Linked DNA regions of Homo sapiens: region 2 is linked to region 1. Evidence: read pairs that join two places in POLR2A ChIA-PET (ENCODE). Cell type or tissue: Caco-2. All regions are shown on one strand. Each heading gives the region's core, and the rest is flanking DNA. Links, peaks and the distances in the headings are about the cores only.

Region 1 (8,333 bases), core at 202-8,201:
TACAAGCATGCACCACCACACACAGCTAATTTTTAAAATTATTTTTTGTAGGGACAAGCCCTCACTATGTTGCCCAGGCTGGTTTCAAACTCCTGAGCTTGTGTGATCCTCCCACCTCAGCCTCTCAAAATGCTGGAATTACAGGCATGAGCCCGAGCCCAGCCATCCAGCCCTTTTTTTCTTTTTCTTTTTAGCCTCAAGGTTCACTCTGTCGCCCAGCCTAGAGTGCAGTGCGCAATCATAGCTCACTGCAGCCCTGACCTCTCAAACTCCTAGGCTCAAGCGATCCTCTTGCCTCAGCCTTTTAAGTAGCTGGGGATATAGGTGCCTGCCACCACACCTCGCTAATTTTTTATTCTGTGTAGAGACTAGGTCTTATTATGTTGCCCAGGCTGGTCTGGAACTCCTGGACTCAAGCAATCCTCCTGCCTCAGCCTCCCAAAGTGCTGGGATTACAGGCATGAGCCACCATGTCCAGCCTCTACAGCCACATTTATACCATAAGTCACTACCATATTTTTTAATGGCTACATTCTTTTAAATGGGCCATAACCAATCACCTACTAATAGATATTTAGGTTATTTCCAATAGTTCACTATTACAAAGCAATGCTGCAGTGAAAATCTCTTTACGTAGATCCTCAAGCAATTATCTCTATAGGATAATTTTCTACAAGTAGAATTCTACTGTCAAGAGCAATGGCTGACTGAAGGCTTTTTATGCCACTTCAGAATCTGGGAAAATAGCTGACTTTTGCCAGAGATGAAATTAAAATGTCCCTTAAGTAAAATTTACACAGCCACCACTACCCCCCCATGATTGTTTGGATGTTGTGTTTGTTGTGTTGCTTGCTACATCCAGCCTGTGAAAGAACAAGTCTAGGCCAGTTTGGAAAAAATATGCAATCACAGGATCTTTTCCAGTCAAAGCTTTCAGGTCTCAAAAAGCAGGCTAACTCGGGAGACAGGATGAGGCAAAAGAAGGAGCAGGTCAGAAGAGCAGCTGGGGCCCGGAACCAGGCTGGGCATGAATACCAATTGTACCACTCACTAGCCATGCAAATTGGGCAGATTATTTAACCACTCTAAGCCTTTTCCTAACCTATAAAATAAGGATAGCAATAGCATCTTATCTCATAAGGCTATTGTGAAGACTAAATAAAAACGTGGGCATTTAGTGCTATACATTTCCCTCTTAACACTGCCTTAGCTGTATCCCAGAGATTCTGGTATGCTGTATCTTTGTTCTCATTAGTTTCAAATAACTTATTGATTTCTCCCTTAATTTATTTGCCCAAAAGTCATTCACGAGGAGGCTGTTTAATTTCCATGTAAATGTATGGTTTTGAGCAATTTTCTTTGTACTCAATTCTATTTTTATTGCTTTGTTGTCCAAGGGTGTGATTGGTATAATTTTATTTTTGTTTTTTGCATTGGCTATGAATTGCTTTATGTCCAATTCTTTGGTTGATTTTAGTGAATGTGCCATGTGGCAATGAGAAGAATGTATATTCTGTTGTTTTGGGGTGGAGAGTTCTATAGATGTCTACTAGGTCCATTCAGTCAAGTGTTGAGTTCAGGTCCTGAGTATCTTTGCTTTGATGATTCGTCTTGCCTTGATGATCTGTCTAATACTGTCAGTGGGGTGTTGAAGTCTCCCTCTGTTATTGTGTGGGAGTCTAAGTCTCTTCATGGGTCTCTCAGAACTTGCTTTATGCATTCACCCCCTCTGGAGGATGCAGCAACAAGGCATTATCTGCAGAGAGCAGCCCTCATCAGATACTGAATCTGCCAGCACCTTGATCTTAGACTTTCCAGCCTCCAGAATTATAAAAAATAAATTTCAATTATTTATTTTTTAAAAAGAACTTGCTTTATGAATCTGGGTACTCCTGCGGTTGGTGCATCTATATTTAGGACAGTTAGGCCTTTTTGTTGATTTGAACCCTTCACCATGATGTAATGCCCTTCTTTGTCTTTTTTCATCTTTGTTGGCTTATAGTCTGCTTCGTCTAAAATTAGGATTGCAACCCCTGCTTTTTTCTGATTTCCATTTGCTTGGTAGATTTTTCTCCATCCCTTTATTTTAAGCCTATGGGTGTCATTGCATGTTAAATGGGTCTCTTGAAGACAGCATGCTGTTCGGCCTTGCTTCTTTATCCAGCTTGCCACTCTGTGCCTTTTATTTGGGGCATTTAGCCCATTTACATTCAAGGTAAAGGGAACACTTATACACTGCTGGTGGGAGGGTAAATTAGTTAAACCATTGTGGAAAATAGTGTGGCAATTTTTCAAAGAACTAAAAACAGAACTACCATTCAACTCAGCAATCTCATTACTGGGTATATACCCAAAGGAATATAAGTCATTCTACCATAAAGACACATGCACACGTGTGTTCATTGCAGCACTATTCACAATAGCAAAGACATAGAATCAACCTAAATGCCCATCAACAGTAGGCTGGATAAAGAAAATGTGGTACATATACATCATGGAATCTATACAGCCGTAAAAAAGAATGAGATCATGTTCTCTGCAGGAACACAGATGGAGCTGGAGGCCAATATTCTTAGCAAACTAATGCAGGAACAGAAAACCAAATACTGCATGTTCCCACTGATAAGTGGGAGTTAAATAATGAGAACTAATGGGCACGAAGAAGGGAACAACAGACACTGGGGCCTACTTGAGGGAGGAGGGTGGAAGAAGGGAGAGAATCAGGAAAAATAACTATCAGAACTATCAGGTACTATGTTTAGTACCTGGGTGACAAAGTGGTCCGTGCACCAAACCCCCATAACACAAGTTTGTCTGTAACAACAAACCTGTACATGTACCCCTAAATCTAAAATAAAAGTTAAAAAGAAATGTAATTTAAATCACAGCATCCATCACACAGCATGTGCTCAACAACTCTCAGGTATCATTAACATAACACAAAAAGATCTTCCTGTTTCCAAAATTGTATTAAATTAGAGTAGATTCTGAGGGGATATGGGGAAAAGAATGGAGGGTGTCAGGTTCCTGGAAGAGATTTTTCCATTCTCTGCAAAGTCACATTGCTAGGAACAGAGGGAATGGGAAGGAGTGGGAGGAGGGGCAGCCAGGGCAAGAAACTGTTTTCTCAAAGGGAAAAACTCACAGTAGGAGGTGGAAGGATTTTGGGTTCCTGAGAAGAGGTGAGGAGGAAGAGTTGATAGAGACTACGTGGTTTAGAATCCAGGTTACAAATGTGTTCATAGGAACTCTTCTTCTCTTTGGATGTGCACAATAGACACATGCCCAGACCCTGATCTTTAACAGATATTGGTCAATTCCTCCTCACCCTTTGGCATCAGGCAAATGTGTAAAAACCTAACGTCTCCCTTTGACTTCAAGGCCTCATGTACGGTTGCACAAGACATCTGTAGAGTGGCGTCCCTAGCATTGTGTAGTGCCCAACCTGAACAGGTGTACCTGGCAGCCCTGCATGGCCTCCACCCTCACGTGCTTCCATATTGCATTGTGTACCATCTGGCCATCTGTGGTCTTGTACAGACCATCAGGTCCCTGAGAACAGGAACATGAATTATATAGTTTTTTTTATTTATTTATTTTTATTTTTTTTGCCTCCCATGGTGCCTGGTACTCAGTTAGTGATCAATAATTCTCCCCTAGCAACTCTGTTCCCTTCTGATTAGCCCCAGGGAGAGGAAGCAGCCTCCTCTGAGACTCAACCCTACCCTGTGGGAACGCTCAGTCCAGGCATCACATCCAGTGCCCAGTCCTCTGCCTGCCCTCCCTTTGATACCAGCCCAACTCAAGCACCAGGAAATCATTAGCAGAGACTCTCAAAGGAAAAGAGGCTTCAAGTTCATGTCACCCAGGGCCACAGTATACGGCCCCGCAGGCTGCCCACCGCGCAAGCCCAGGGAGCAGCCTTTTCATGGATATGATGCAATATGTATGGATCCTGCCATCCAACCCTTATCCAAGCAGGATTCCAGAGGCCTCAAGGCCATTCTTGGAGAGCTCTCATTTTCAGGTGGTTCCTTGCACCAAGCCAAAATCTGTCCCCACCTCCACCCAACAGTGGTTCACACCCTGGTCCCTATTCTGCCCTCTGGAGTCCTACATACAAAGCCTAATCACCTGTTTCAGACCCCACCCAGGCCTCCTAGGTTCCAACCAAGCCAAGAAGCAATTGTGTTTCTGAAGGAGACCCCTCCTCCCTTGTCCCACCTCTGCAGTGGGGATAGATGGAAAGAGCAAGGCCTAGGATAACCTCACACACTAGGTGGCCCCGCCCCTGGCATGCCCACCTCTCTCTGCTTCTGCTCCACGCCCCAAGCCTGGCTCCCAGCCTGAAACACACAGGCCCAGTGCAAAAGTAAAGCAATCAGGAAGTCAGGAAGAAAAGACTGCATTCCTGCTTCCTTCTCAGCAAGTTTTGCAAGCAATGGGCCTCCTCGGGCACAAAGCAATCTCCACAGCCAGGGTTCTCTCAGGTTGCTTTTCGGGGAAAGAGCCTCCAAGCTTCCTGAGAGCCCACCCACCATCCCAGCTGGTTATTCCCTCTGATGGTAAGCATTCCAGGTAGTGTGGAGCAGCCACCACCAGTATTCCTCCCTGGGACTCATACAGTCCCAGTTTGGGGATAAAACAAACATTTCCCCAGAACAGGCAGGGAGGATACTGGCATCCTCTCAGCTCCCAGGAAAAGGGTCATGGACACATCCCCTCCTGGAGGCCAGTGACATTGCCTGTCCCACACCCCCTTGGACTATGCTACCTGTATCTAGGAACCAAAGGCAACACCCAGCTCCTTTCACTCTCATGGGTTCTGGGGACAAATGATAACCCACTGGACATGGGGAGGGCACCTTCCCCCAACCAAGAAACTAAGGAATCAAGAGCGGAGCTGGGAAAAGGAGCTGCAGGGAAGGAGATGGGCTGGACCTAGATTCAGGTGGGCCCTGGGCAGGTCCCCAGTAACTGAATGAATGCCCATGAGGCACACTCAGTGGAGGGCAAAGGGGAGAAATAAGCCCAGAAGCAGCAAAGTGACAAGGGAGGAGTACAAGTAGCACCCAGGAATCCAGCAGAGGTCAGGGAGCTTGGGAGAGCTAGGGCAGGCAGATAAGGTTCTGGGCTGTTCCTCTTTGGGGCGACAGCCAGAGAAATAGCTCAGATAGTTGCATAACCCTTCTATTTGCCCAGAGCTTTTGTCCAGAAACTCTCTGTCCTGAGAGGTGATTAAAGAAGGCATCCAGCAAGAACTGCACAAGAAACGGAGTCAGCCGGAGAACAAGGAGTGGTCTTCCACTGCCTCACAGGAGGATGGAGGCCCACAACGCGTCTGCCCCATTCAACTTCACCCTGCCACCCAACTTTGGCAAGCGCCCCACAGACCTGGCACTGAGCGTCATCCTGGTGTTCATGTTGTTCTTCATCATGCTCTCGCTGGGCTGCACCATGGAGTTCAGCAAGATCAAGGCTCACTTATGGAAGCCTAAAGGGCTGGCCATCGCCCTGGTGGCACAGTATGGCATCATGCCCCTCACGGCCTTTGTGCTGGGCAAGGTCTTCCGGCTGAAGAACATTGAGGCACTGGCCATCTTGGTCTGTGGCTGCTCACCTGGAGGGAACCTGTCCAATGTCTTCAGTCTGGCCATGAAGGGGGACATGAACCTCAGGTAGGCCTGGGGGTGAGGAGGGAACAGCCTGGGACAGGAGCTACATTAGATATGTCACAATTGAGGGGAAGAGCTGGGCTAAAGCCAGGAAAAGGAGTGAATGCAGGCTGGGTGGAGGCTAGGGCAGGGGAAGTCTGGCATTTATTGCCAAGAGCTTATGCTGGGATGGGGGCAGGAGTTGGGGTACGTCTGGTTTAGGCACCAAGCCAAAGGGACCATACTGGTCCAGGAAGCTCGTGGTGATCTCCTTGCTTCCAGAGGTGTCTCAAGGATTGTCTTAAAGGAGCACTGATTAAAGCCAAAGGAACCTCTGGAGAACTGCATCCACCTACAACAGTGGACAAGTTGCCTGCTTTGAGCCCAGAGATTTAAAAGGTAGTGTGATTCGTTCCAAACATCATCAGGGAGATCAAGGTGACTTGGAACCAAATGAGCACCTCAAATTCCTGCAAAGCGGGCAAGAATTTCCAAAAGGTCCTCCCAATTACCTGGTCATCTAAGATGTTTTCTCTTTAAAGTCCCTCATTCCCCATCAGATGCAATGACATTTCCATGCAAAGGCACAACCAGGGAGATCCTAGAGTTTCCCAGCACCCACTCCAGATAGGCCAGCCCCATCTCAGCCACCCTGATAAGGGGAAGACAGCAGCACCCCCTAACCCCCTGCCCAAAGCATTATAAGCAGAAATCAGCAAGGGCTCGCTCCTGGAGACGCAGCACACAGGGGCTGGTTGATGCTCATCCTTCCAAACTGGGGAGACTCTAGTCTTGAACATCTGCCAGAGGAGCTACTTCAGACCTGCTCCAGCTCCAGCAGCCTGTGCTGAAGCTAAAGAAAACTCACTAGCAGAAGCTCTTGCTTTCAGTGAAACCTCAGTCTCAAGCCAGTCCCCCCTGGTTTAGTCCTCCGTGGAGACGCTATTCAATGCCAGGTATAGCAGCAGAACCCAGAAAGTCCATCTGCTTGTGTCTGTCAGCACCCTACTCCTAGCCAAACTTTCCTAGGAAAACTAACCCAGTCAAGAAGCCCCTCCTAGTGATGCAAAATGACACTGGGACAGATTTTTTAAATGAAAAAAGTGAGAATGGCTGGGCACGGTGGCTCACACCTATAATCCCAGCACTTTGGGAGGCCAAGGCAGGAAGATCACTTGAGACCAGGAGTTTAAGACCAACCTGGGCAACATAGCAAAACCCTGTGTCTACAAATATATACATATATATTTAATTAGCCAGGCATAGTGGCACATGCCTGTAGTCCCAGCTACTTGGGAGGCTGAGATGAGAGGATCTTTGAGCCTACGAGTTCAAGGCTACAGTGAGTCATGATCACACCACTGCACTCCAGCCTGGGCAACAGAGTGAGACCCTGTCTCTCTCTCAAAAAAAAAAAAAAAAAGGAAATAAAAAAGTGAGAGTGAATGAGAGTTGGGGTTTAACAGGATCTGCCATCTGAGAAGCTCTGGGCTCTTTTTCCATATGATTCAGCCCTCACTTTAGTAGTCAATGGGAAGAGAGGCACAAAGAGGGCATTTGGCTTGTGCCATCACCCACGGAAAGGTATTTCAATGTTCAACTACCTCACTGTGAGAAAATGCTTTCCTCTGTCTAATCCACATCCTCTCTGCTACAAAGCAAGCCCTTGGTCTTGGATCTGGCTTCTGGACAAGGCTCATGGCAGCCTGTGTGTCCCAAGAATCCTAGAGTATATCTGAATTTTGGTGTATGAGGGATGCAGAAGTCAGGGGCCTGCGAAGGGGTACTCTGAGGGCTTTGTGTTTCTGTGGAAGAAGCAGAGCAGGGGACGTGGAAGGCAACTGTGCTTTTAAGTGTGAGTGGCCAGATGTCCCAGCCCCATCGCCAGTGGCCACTATTGAGGCCTCTGCCACAATGCCTACATTGCTGTGGCTCTAGGCCCCACCCAGGCAGAGCCTCTGGTGACTCAAGAACATGACCCCTCATGCTCTCCTGCTCAACCTCCTTGTCCAGACCCCTGATGACTGTCATTTTTACCTAGACCCCCACAAGAGATAAGCTCTGCTGGGACAGCCACCTTCTGCCATAAAACTCCTTCCCAACAAACAACCCTCCCATGCACATTAAACCATGTCTCAGATCCCACTGTCGGAATGGGAATCTGGTCATCTACCTTCATGTGCTGCCAGACTTCAAATCCCATTCCAATTTGGGACAACTTGTTACATGCATTATAATAATGACAACGATTATAAGAAACAGCCAGGCACAGTGCTAAACACCTTACCTGGATAAGTATATGTGATCCTCCTACAGCACCCTGGGGGACAGCATGTAACAAGTAGCATTTAGAGGTAAGGAAACTGAATCTTAGAGAGGTCAATACATTGGCTCCAGGTCTGGGTGGCTCCGGAACCTGTGCTTTTACTGAAATATCTTCCAGGTCAGCATTTCCACAAACAAAATGGCCAGACAGCCTCAAAGGCATGGGCAGACACCCGTGTCTCAGCAGCAAGTATTGTGTGGGAGCCAGAGCTTCCCACTTTTCAAAAGAAGGTAAAATATCCATTTTATGTGAAATCAGCAACTCATTCCATTTTTTTAAATGTGCAAACCAAACAATACATGTCAAAGGGCCAGCTGTAGCCCAAAGGCCCCAGTTTGAGATAAGCACAATAC
Region 2 (8,333 bases), core at 122-8,121, 170 kb before region 1:
ACAGACTTGGGTGGGAAATGCTGCTGGAAATGTGGAGTTGATCCCTTCAGACTCCATCCACCCTAGAGGGGATATTTCCTAAAGACAGTTCCTTGCCAGTGGCAGCAATTTAATGGAGCCTGGCAGGCTGCTCTCTCCTCCTTGGTCAATAATCACCTCTGGGGAAACATGTCCCAGGAGCTGAATGGCCACGCTGACTCACTCCCAGGGCCCTTGACTCCCATGGCCAAGGTAGGCCTCTGTCTCCATGAGGACTGTGCCCTCAAGTCCATCGCCCGAGGCTGTGTCTCTGGCCCAGTGCTGTGCTGCGGGAGCCAGGCACTGCAGTTAAGCAGGCTGCAGAGAACGGGCTGGTTCAAAAGCTGCCTCCTCTCAAGCATGCACAGAGTGCCAGCAAAGGCTAGTGGGGACAGAAGCAAATTCATGAGTAAGAGGCTAAGCCCAAAGCTTTGTTTCTGGGGATATAATCTGACCTGTGGGCTCAGAGGGTCCCAAGGGCCACATTCTCACTGAGTGTGCCCATTGTATCCCAGTGGGCACATGAACACTGTCTCCCAGCTCCCGGCTGGCCCAGAGGCCCAAACACAGCTCCTTTCTCCCCAGAGCCCTCAGCATTTTTCTCAGTCCAGGCTCCAAAGTAGAGAGCCCAGATTACAAAATCCCAGGCTGGGAGCTCCTTCCAAGTCCTATAAAACTGAAATCAAATGAGGAATTGTTGCCATGTGCCTGTGAGGGCGGGGGTATACAATAATGGCACACCTACCCCAGGTGTGCCGCAGGTGTGGGGACAGCCATGGGCAAAGGGTGGCACAGAAGACCCGAGCAAGGTCTCAGATCCAGGAGCTGAGGGAAGTGGCCGAGCACAAGCTCTTAGCTGAAGGAGCCCCGAGTGAATCAGCCCATGATTCCACAATGAGAGGTTGTTTCTAAGTTGTCTAGGGAGTTTTCAAGGTGACTTCTTGCAGAAAAAGAAGTTACATGGAGACAGTCTGCAGCCGGCCTTCCAGCACCTCCCAGCTCCGCCACTTAACTCCTTCTGCAGCCTTGAAAAGCTTTTCAATCACACTAAGCCTCGGTCTGTCTGTATCTTTTTAAAAAGGGAAGATAATCATGACAATAATACTTATCTTAGTTGTTAAGAGAATTCAATTTGATAATGTAAATAAAACACTTAGCTCACAGGGTAAGTGCCCAGTTAACTTTCAGCTATTTATTTTTATTATCATTGTGTTATATTTTAGCAAACTATCTGTACACTCAAAAATGCCAGAGCCAGATTATCTGATGAGGACAAAAGAACATCCTATTCTGAGCAGCCTGAGGGGAAGTGGCAGTCTAAAGTCAGCAAAACGTTTGCAAAGGTTTGGGTGGAAGAAGGAGATGTTTGTTTTCACATAGAAATAGTTCTATTGCCAGCAGAGGAGAGAAACGTTTCTTGCAGAAAAGCGATCAGGGTGTAAATTCTTTGAATTGATGGTTTCTATATACATGATCAAGATGTAAACTCTACCTGGCTTAGCTTCCTCCCTTGCAGATTTATCCTTTTAAATTAATAAGTAATACCCTTCCTTTTTCCCTAAGAGCCTCAAGTTGGTCAACTTTTAGACTTAATCTCAGAAAACCCAGGGCCAAGAGGATCCATGAGGCAATTGGCTATTTCAAATATCTCCCTGTGCAGTTCTCAAAACTCATGGTTGTTCTGGCCCAAAAGGTACAGATACAAACAGTGAAATCTGCTCCTATCCCACTCCGAAGCATCCTAGGAAGGCTGAAGTGTCAACAGATGGCTCCTCCTTAAGGGACAAAAAGTGTTTACTCATCAACCTAAGTGAGGTTACCTTCTGCTTATATTGCAACTGTACTGTAGAATGTAACCAGGGGGAGCGGGGCCAGGTGCGGTGGCTCATGCCTGTAATTCCAGCACTTTGGGAGGCCGAGGCAGGCAGATCACTGGAGATCAGGAGTTCGAGACCAGCCTGGCCAACATGGTGAAACCCCGTCTCTACTAAAAATACAAAAATTAGTAGGCGTGGTGGCAGATGCCTGTAATCCCAGCTACTCGGGAGGCCGAAGCAGGATAATTGCTTGAAGCCACGAGTTGGAGGTTCCAGTGAGCCAAGATCACACCCCTGCACTCTAGCCTGGGCAATAAAGTGAGATTCCGTCTCCAAAAAAAAGAATGTAACTAGGGGTCTCAAAGGTCCTTTAAGGCAGTGTGTTCCTAGATAAGTAAGTTTCATCTCTGCCTCATACACTTTAATATTTTTGGCAAGAAGCCCTTTACATAAACAGCCTAGTGGTATATTTCAGGCCAACCCCCATCCAGATAAAGACAGATCTGAATTATTTTAATCCTGCTAATCTTCAACATTAGCCCAAATTCTGAACACCTGGAAGGATGTGGCAGGCTACCACTCCCAACAAGGCAGGTGAGCAACCGATGAGCAGAGAAACCTCAGCTCCTGGGGGTAAAGCAAGTCAGGGAGCAAAGGGGAAGAAAGCAAAGAGAGAAATGGGGCCGACAGATGAACAACACATATAGACAACTATCACCCGCAGGTGCCATGTCCAACGCAAAAAATACCACCTTCCACTTTCATGATGGCTTCTCAGTCACCATCAAAGGTCTATGCATTATCTCACTTGGGCCTCAAAGCCACCCTGTGTGCAAATCTTTTATAGGAGAGGTACAGAGAGCAGAAGTTATTTGTTCAAAGCTAGTTAATAACAGCACAGGACATTGGAATCCCAATATCCAAGCAATCATAAAATTTCAGAACTGATGGACTGGAAAAAGCCTTAGAGGTCACCAATCTAACCCAAACACTTCAAAAATGAGGAAACTGAGGCCCAGAGACAGAGTAGTAGTTGGCTCCCAGTACCTTGTCCCGGCAGATGGAAAGCTCTCAGACCTCAAGGAAGGAGGAAGAGACAGGAAGCGACTGAGTCTCTTTGAGCCTTGTAATTTTCTGGAAAATAGAACTCTTTGGGGTCATGTAAATATGCCCACCAGGGAAGCAGCTGGAAGAGAGTCTTCTGCTCCCGTTTCAATGAGAGGCCTTTTCTGGAGTAGCATTGGCGCCTCCACCTGCTGCGGGCTGCCCTGCTTCCCCTGGGATGTTCTCTGGTGGTTTCTATGGCAGGGGTGAGGCCTCACCTCCCAGACTCGCTTCTTTGTTGCTTCTTCTTTCACTCTCCTACCAATCACCCTTGCTTTCCTAGGAAACCAGAGAGGAAACCAGTCTCTCTGCAGGTGCCCACTTTCTTCTCTTTTCTCCAGAAATGTGAGGCTGCTGTTCTCTCCAATTTGATACACTGATGAATGAATGCAGCTTGTGTTCTGTGAGGTGTGAATAGAAATAATGAGGGATAAAGGTGTCCTCTGGCCAAATAACTTTGGAAATATTGGGTTAAACAAAGTTAAAAGATTTCTTTACTGCAGAACTTCTCCTAGCTTTACATCAATTAATGATTTATCCCTAAGAGGAAGATACCATTTGCAGCAATTCCTAAACTTATTAAACTAGGGGACTGATACAGTTTGGATGCATGTCCCCATCCAAATCTCATGTTGAAATGTAATCCCCAGCGTGGGAGGTGGGGCCTGTTGGGAGGTGACTGGACCATCGGGCTGGGTTTCTCATGAATGTTTAGCACCATCTCCTTGGTTTTCACGACAGCGGGTGAGTTCTTGTGAGATCTGGTCGTTTAAAAGTGTGTGGCACCTCCCCTCCCTCTCTCCTGTTCCTGCTCCTGCTCCTGCTCTGGCCATGTGATTTGCCTGCTTCCCCTTCCCCTTCCGCCATGATTGTAAGTTTCCTGAGGCCTTTCCAGAAGCGGAGTAGATGCCAGCATCATGCTTCCTGTACAGCCTGCAGAACTGTGAGCCAATTAAACCCCTTTTCTTTATAAATTACCCAGTCTCCAGTATTTCTTTATAGCAACGCAAGAATGGACAAATGCAGGGACCCTCCCCTAACTTTTACACAGGGAGCATTGGACAGGACAAGTGTTCTCTGAAATGTGCTTGGGGTCAAGGGAAAAAGCAGTATAATGAATTACAAGGCCTTGCTGTATTTTTTCACTTTGTCCCATCCTACTTTTTTGCAGTCTAGATATCAGGCTCTCAGTTCACTATGCTTGAAATAATTTCCTTCCGATGACAACCCCTCCTCTCTTTTTGTAATGCTTTGTCAAGCTATGTATTTGCTAAGAAATCCATCCTGAATTGCCTCAGAACTTCAAGGACAACTGGGATCCCATGGAAGGCACAGTGCCTTCTCACCCTGTGGCTTCATTTCTCCCCATCTGTCTCTTTGTGCTTCTTTTGCAAAATAGAAATCATGAACCATATGCAATGGGACAGGCTTGATTCAGCATGCCTGGTAGCAGCTACAAAACATGTAATGAAAGGACTGCTGTCATGTATATGAACATTTCCTAGTGGAAAAAGGTTAAACTACAAGTAAAAAGAATGTGAGTATTTTTCTAACTCTCTTTTGGCAGTGAGAGTATGAGACTGTTTTTTCTTTTTAACCTGCCCATTACTCCAAATCGGATAGCAGGGTTTTTGGATTAAGCTAATGCACAGTGAAATTTAAACATCTTGCTGTTGGTCCTACTGATGGCTTCATGTCAGAGCAGTATTTTCAGCTGCTCTGTTTTCCTTTTGGCTGCATTCCCTGTAGGATGTCTGAGCAGTTGTGGTTTTCCATGGGTGCCATGGGCTCTGGCTGGAAGACTGATCACCTGAGATGGCCACTTATGTCCCCACCCCCAAGAACATCTCTCTCCATCAGAATCTGAGGGAGAAGATTGTTTATTGGGTATGGATGAGAGTCATCTGGAGGGCTTATGAAAACATTGCTGGGCCTCACCCACAGAGCTTCTGCATTCATTGAGTCTGGAGTCATCTGGAGCATTTGCATTTCTAACAGGTTCTCTGGCAATGCTCTTGCCGCTGGGTCCAGGGACCACACTTCATGAGCCACTGTGTCAAAGGAGCATCCCACCCTCTTTCTGGCATTTATCATGAAATACTCAAGAAACAAGTAGTTTTCTACGTGAGAGTTTGGGAACAAGGGGCCTTGTGACCCTATTTGTTTCCAAAGCTTTTATATTCCCAATGTTTTAATGACATGGTATTTTAATGCATGAATCTAGTGACTGCAGTATTAAATCTTCTGGGTGATTTCACACATGGACAAGAGTTTGACTGCAGTGAGAAGTGGTTAAGGGGGAGAGAAGGAAGGGATGGTGTAATTCTTTTGGTCTGTCTAGCATGAGCTGTCCTTTCCTCAGTTTGGAATAGGTTATCGCACACATCTTCTCCTCATCTTTAGTCAGGTTTGGCTGAGAAGCAACAGGAGTAGAAGGGAAAACATGGTTTTGGAGACAAAAAGACCTCAGTGTAAATACCATCTCCACTACTAGCTGTGTGACTTCAGCAAAGTCACTTAACCTCTCTGAGCCTATCTATGAAACAGGATTCATGGTACCACCTTGAAGATTATTAAGAAGACAAAATGAAACAAGATATATAAAGCATCTAAAACAGTGTAGATATAGGATATGTGCTTAGCACATGCTGATTTTATCCTTTTCCCCTACCTTTTGCAGAGGATCTAGGCCAGGGGTGTCCAATCTTTTGGCTTCCCTGGGCCACACTGGAAGAAGAACTGTCTTGGGGTACATATAAAATACACTAACACTAACAATAGCTGATGAGCTTAAAAAAAATCTCATAATGTTTTAAGAAGGTTTACGAATTTGTGTTGGGCCTCATTCAAAGCGATCCTGGGCAGCATGTGGCCTGCGGGCCATGGGATGGGCAAGCTTAATCTAGGCCATAGCCTGAAAGCACTGCTATTCTTATTGACTGTAGACATTGTCTCCCACTTTATGCCAAGTCTAGGGAGGATTGCCTGTTGGGGAATGAAGAATTTTTCCTTTAAGAGTATTTACCTCATCTGCCAGAATTTAAGAGGAGATGCAGGAAAGGAAGCTAATCCTTCAATTTCAAATCCTCCTAAATATGGGAGTCTTTGTCAACTGCATTTTTTATGAGTTGATGGTGTGATATGGCTGCCAACATGGCATTAGTTAGGAGTGGTGTGTTTAGAACAAGAGATGGCCTTGTTCTTCCCCAGCCTGCTCATGACCACATCTGAAATCTTGTGTCCAATGTGAGGAAGGATGCTATAAGGAAGGCCCTATAAGAAGGGCCTTGGCAAATTAGACTCAGAAGAAGGAGGCCAGATGGAAAGATATATAAATCCCTATGGTATGGGAATGAGTGCTAGAACTAAGGATTTCTGCCAGGGGAAATAAATTGTTGGCTGAAAGAGAAGATTTCACAAGGATATAATGGTGCTCATCTTCAAGTCTTTCTGTGGATTCTATAATTCCCATAGCTAGAACTGAAGTCATCTCTTGGAAGTTATAGGAAGACAGCTCTCAAGTCAAGGTAAAGAGGACTTTCCAAAAAAATTGTCCCAAAATTCACTATGGATTTTTTCATTGTGAGAATAAGCTTCCTGTCTCTGAGAGCAATTAAGCAGAAGGTGGAAGACTACTTGGGTAGAGACTGTAAGTGGAGCGTGAGCCCTGGATTGGAGTGGGGTAGGTAGAGGAAGAAGATAAACCAGATGTCTCTGAGGTCCTCTTTAATCCAGAAGGTCCATAATTCCACAACCCTGCTGTAAGGTGAACTTTTGCTCCTGAAGAGTAGGGAGGAGATTTATAAACTAGTACCTAATTGTCAGTGTTAAGACCACCAATCCAATTATATGGTGAAGAATATTTTTTGTATTTTCCAAAAAGTTTGAACAGCATCCCCCACAAAGGACATATAAAGACATTTGGAACACCCGAGTGTTAGGGCTCCGGGGACCCAAGAAACTTCACTGTCTTCACTCCTGTTCCTCTGTCTGGTGCCTAGAATGGTCCAGGTTTTGTAAACAGCAAATATGATACCTCTTGTTCCTTTAATTTTATTTCTATCTTGGGGGTTAAGTATCAAATATATTTTTATGTTTAAAAAGTACATAATAAGAAAGTCCCTCATAAATAGGAGCATTTACTCAGATGAGAACTGTGAGAACGCTGGCTGGTGGGGAAGACAAAAGTGGCCTGCAGGAGTGGAGCCTTTCCTTGTTCTCCTGTCTGACTTCACTTTTAATAAAACTTTTCTGTCTTCACACCTCCCACCTGAGTTCCTATTATTCTTCCCTATTTTGACATGAAAAAAAATTCTGATCCCTTCAATTTTGCAGAAGAGTTTAGTTGACTGACCTGCCGGGTCACCTCCCAGCATGTTACGTGCACTCACAGAGCAGTGGCAAAAGCCCTAAACGTGTGTCTTAATGGCTCTGCCTGAAAGTTTCCTGAGTAAATGTCTGTTGTGGGCCTACTGTGTGCCTAGCCACCTGATTGGACATTAGCTCTTGTTTCATAAAATCCTAAAAAGTGGTGTTTTCCTCCTCAGAGATCAATTGAACCCCCTTCCCAATGTAGGAACACTCCCTCCCATCCCCATGGCACAGCTGATGGATATCCACTTGGTCTCTGATTGCCCACTTTCCAGGATGGGAAGTTAAGTCCTCTTTGAGTCAGACATTCTGTCTGTGAGCTACTCTACTTGTCAAAAGTTCTTCCCTATTTCGAGTCAGAATCCTACTCTTTATATACTGTACTCAGTGATCCTGGGTCAGCTCTGTGGGACTACACTTAAAAGACTTATTATCATTCACAGACAAAGGTTTGGATCTGGCTCTCAGGTATCCCTTTGGTCATCTTTTTATTATTATTATTATTATTATTATTATTTGAGAGTCTTGCTCTGTCACCCAGGCTGGAGTGCAGTGGCGCCAACTCGGCTCACTGCAATCTCCACCTCCCGGGTTCAAGCGATTCTCCTGCCTGAGCCTCCCAAGTAGCTGGGACTACAGGCATGTACCACCACACCTGGCTAATTTTTTGTGTGTTTTTAGTGGAGATGGGGTTTCACCATGTTAGCCAGGCTGGTCTTGATCTCCTGACCTCAGGTGATTCACCCACCTCGGCCTCCCAAAGTGCTGGGATTACAGGCGTGCGCTACTGCACCCGGCCTAGTCATCTTTTTATCCATCCTTTGGTTGTTATCTCTGGCTCCATTGGATATTCCTCACATGACATCATTTCCCAACTTTACTCACCTGAGTCACCCTCCTGAATATGCCCTAGTCTGGCAACATCACTTTAAAAGATGGCAATGTCTCTTAGAGGGGCAGTGTGGAATCATGGTTAGGATCAAGAACTCTGGAGCCAGGGTACTTGGGTTTGAATACTGACTC

The links. Peaks named below come from ENCODE experiments on the same cell type or tissue, not always from the same donor. Only the 100,000 strongest peaks of a DNase experiment are listed, where the experiment ranks them.
Region 2: POLR2A ChIA-PET joins it to region 1 with 5 read pairs; 2 of 35 experiments call an interaction of 5 or more read pairs at or near these places.

The regions. Positions count from the first base shown.
Region 1 is chr14:69,794,145-69,802,477 of GRCh38, reverse strand. SLC10A1 (solute carrier family 10 member 1) reads left to right here and starts at 5,237. Exons shown (of 5, transcript NM_003049.4): 1 at 5,237-5,678. The coding sequence starts at 5,323. In Caco-2, for the core only: no CTCF peak of the experiment used is centred there; a DNase peak (open chromatin) is centred at 5,117.
Region 2 is chr14:69,964,872-69,973,204 of GRCh38, reverse strand. All of the region lies in intron 3 of SMOC1 (SPARC related modular calcium binding 1), which reads right to left. Among named protein-coding and RNA genes, the nearest start is that of SNORD169, 9.1 kb to the left of the region's middle. In Caco-2, for the core only: no CTCF peak of the experiment used is centred there; no DNase peak of the experiment used is centred there.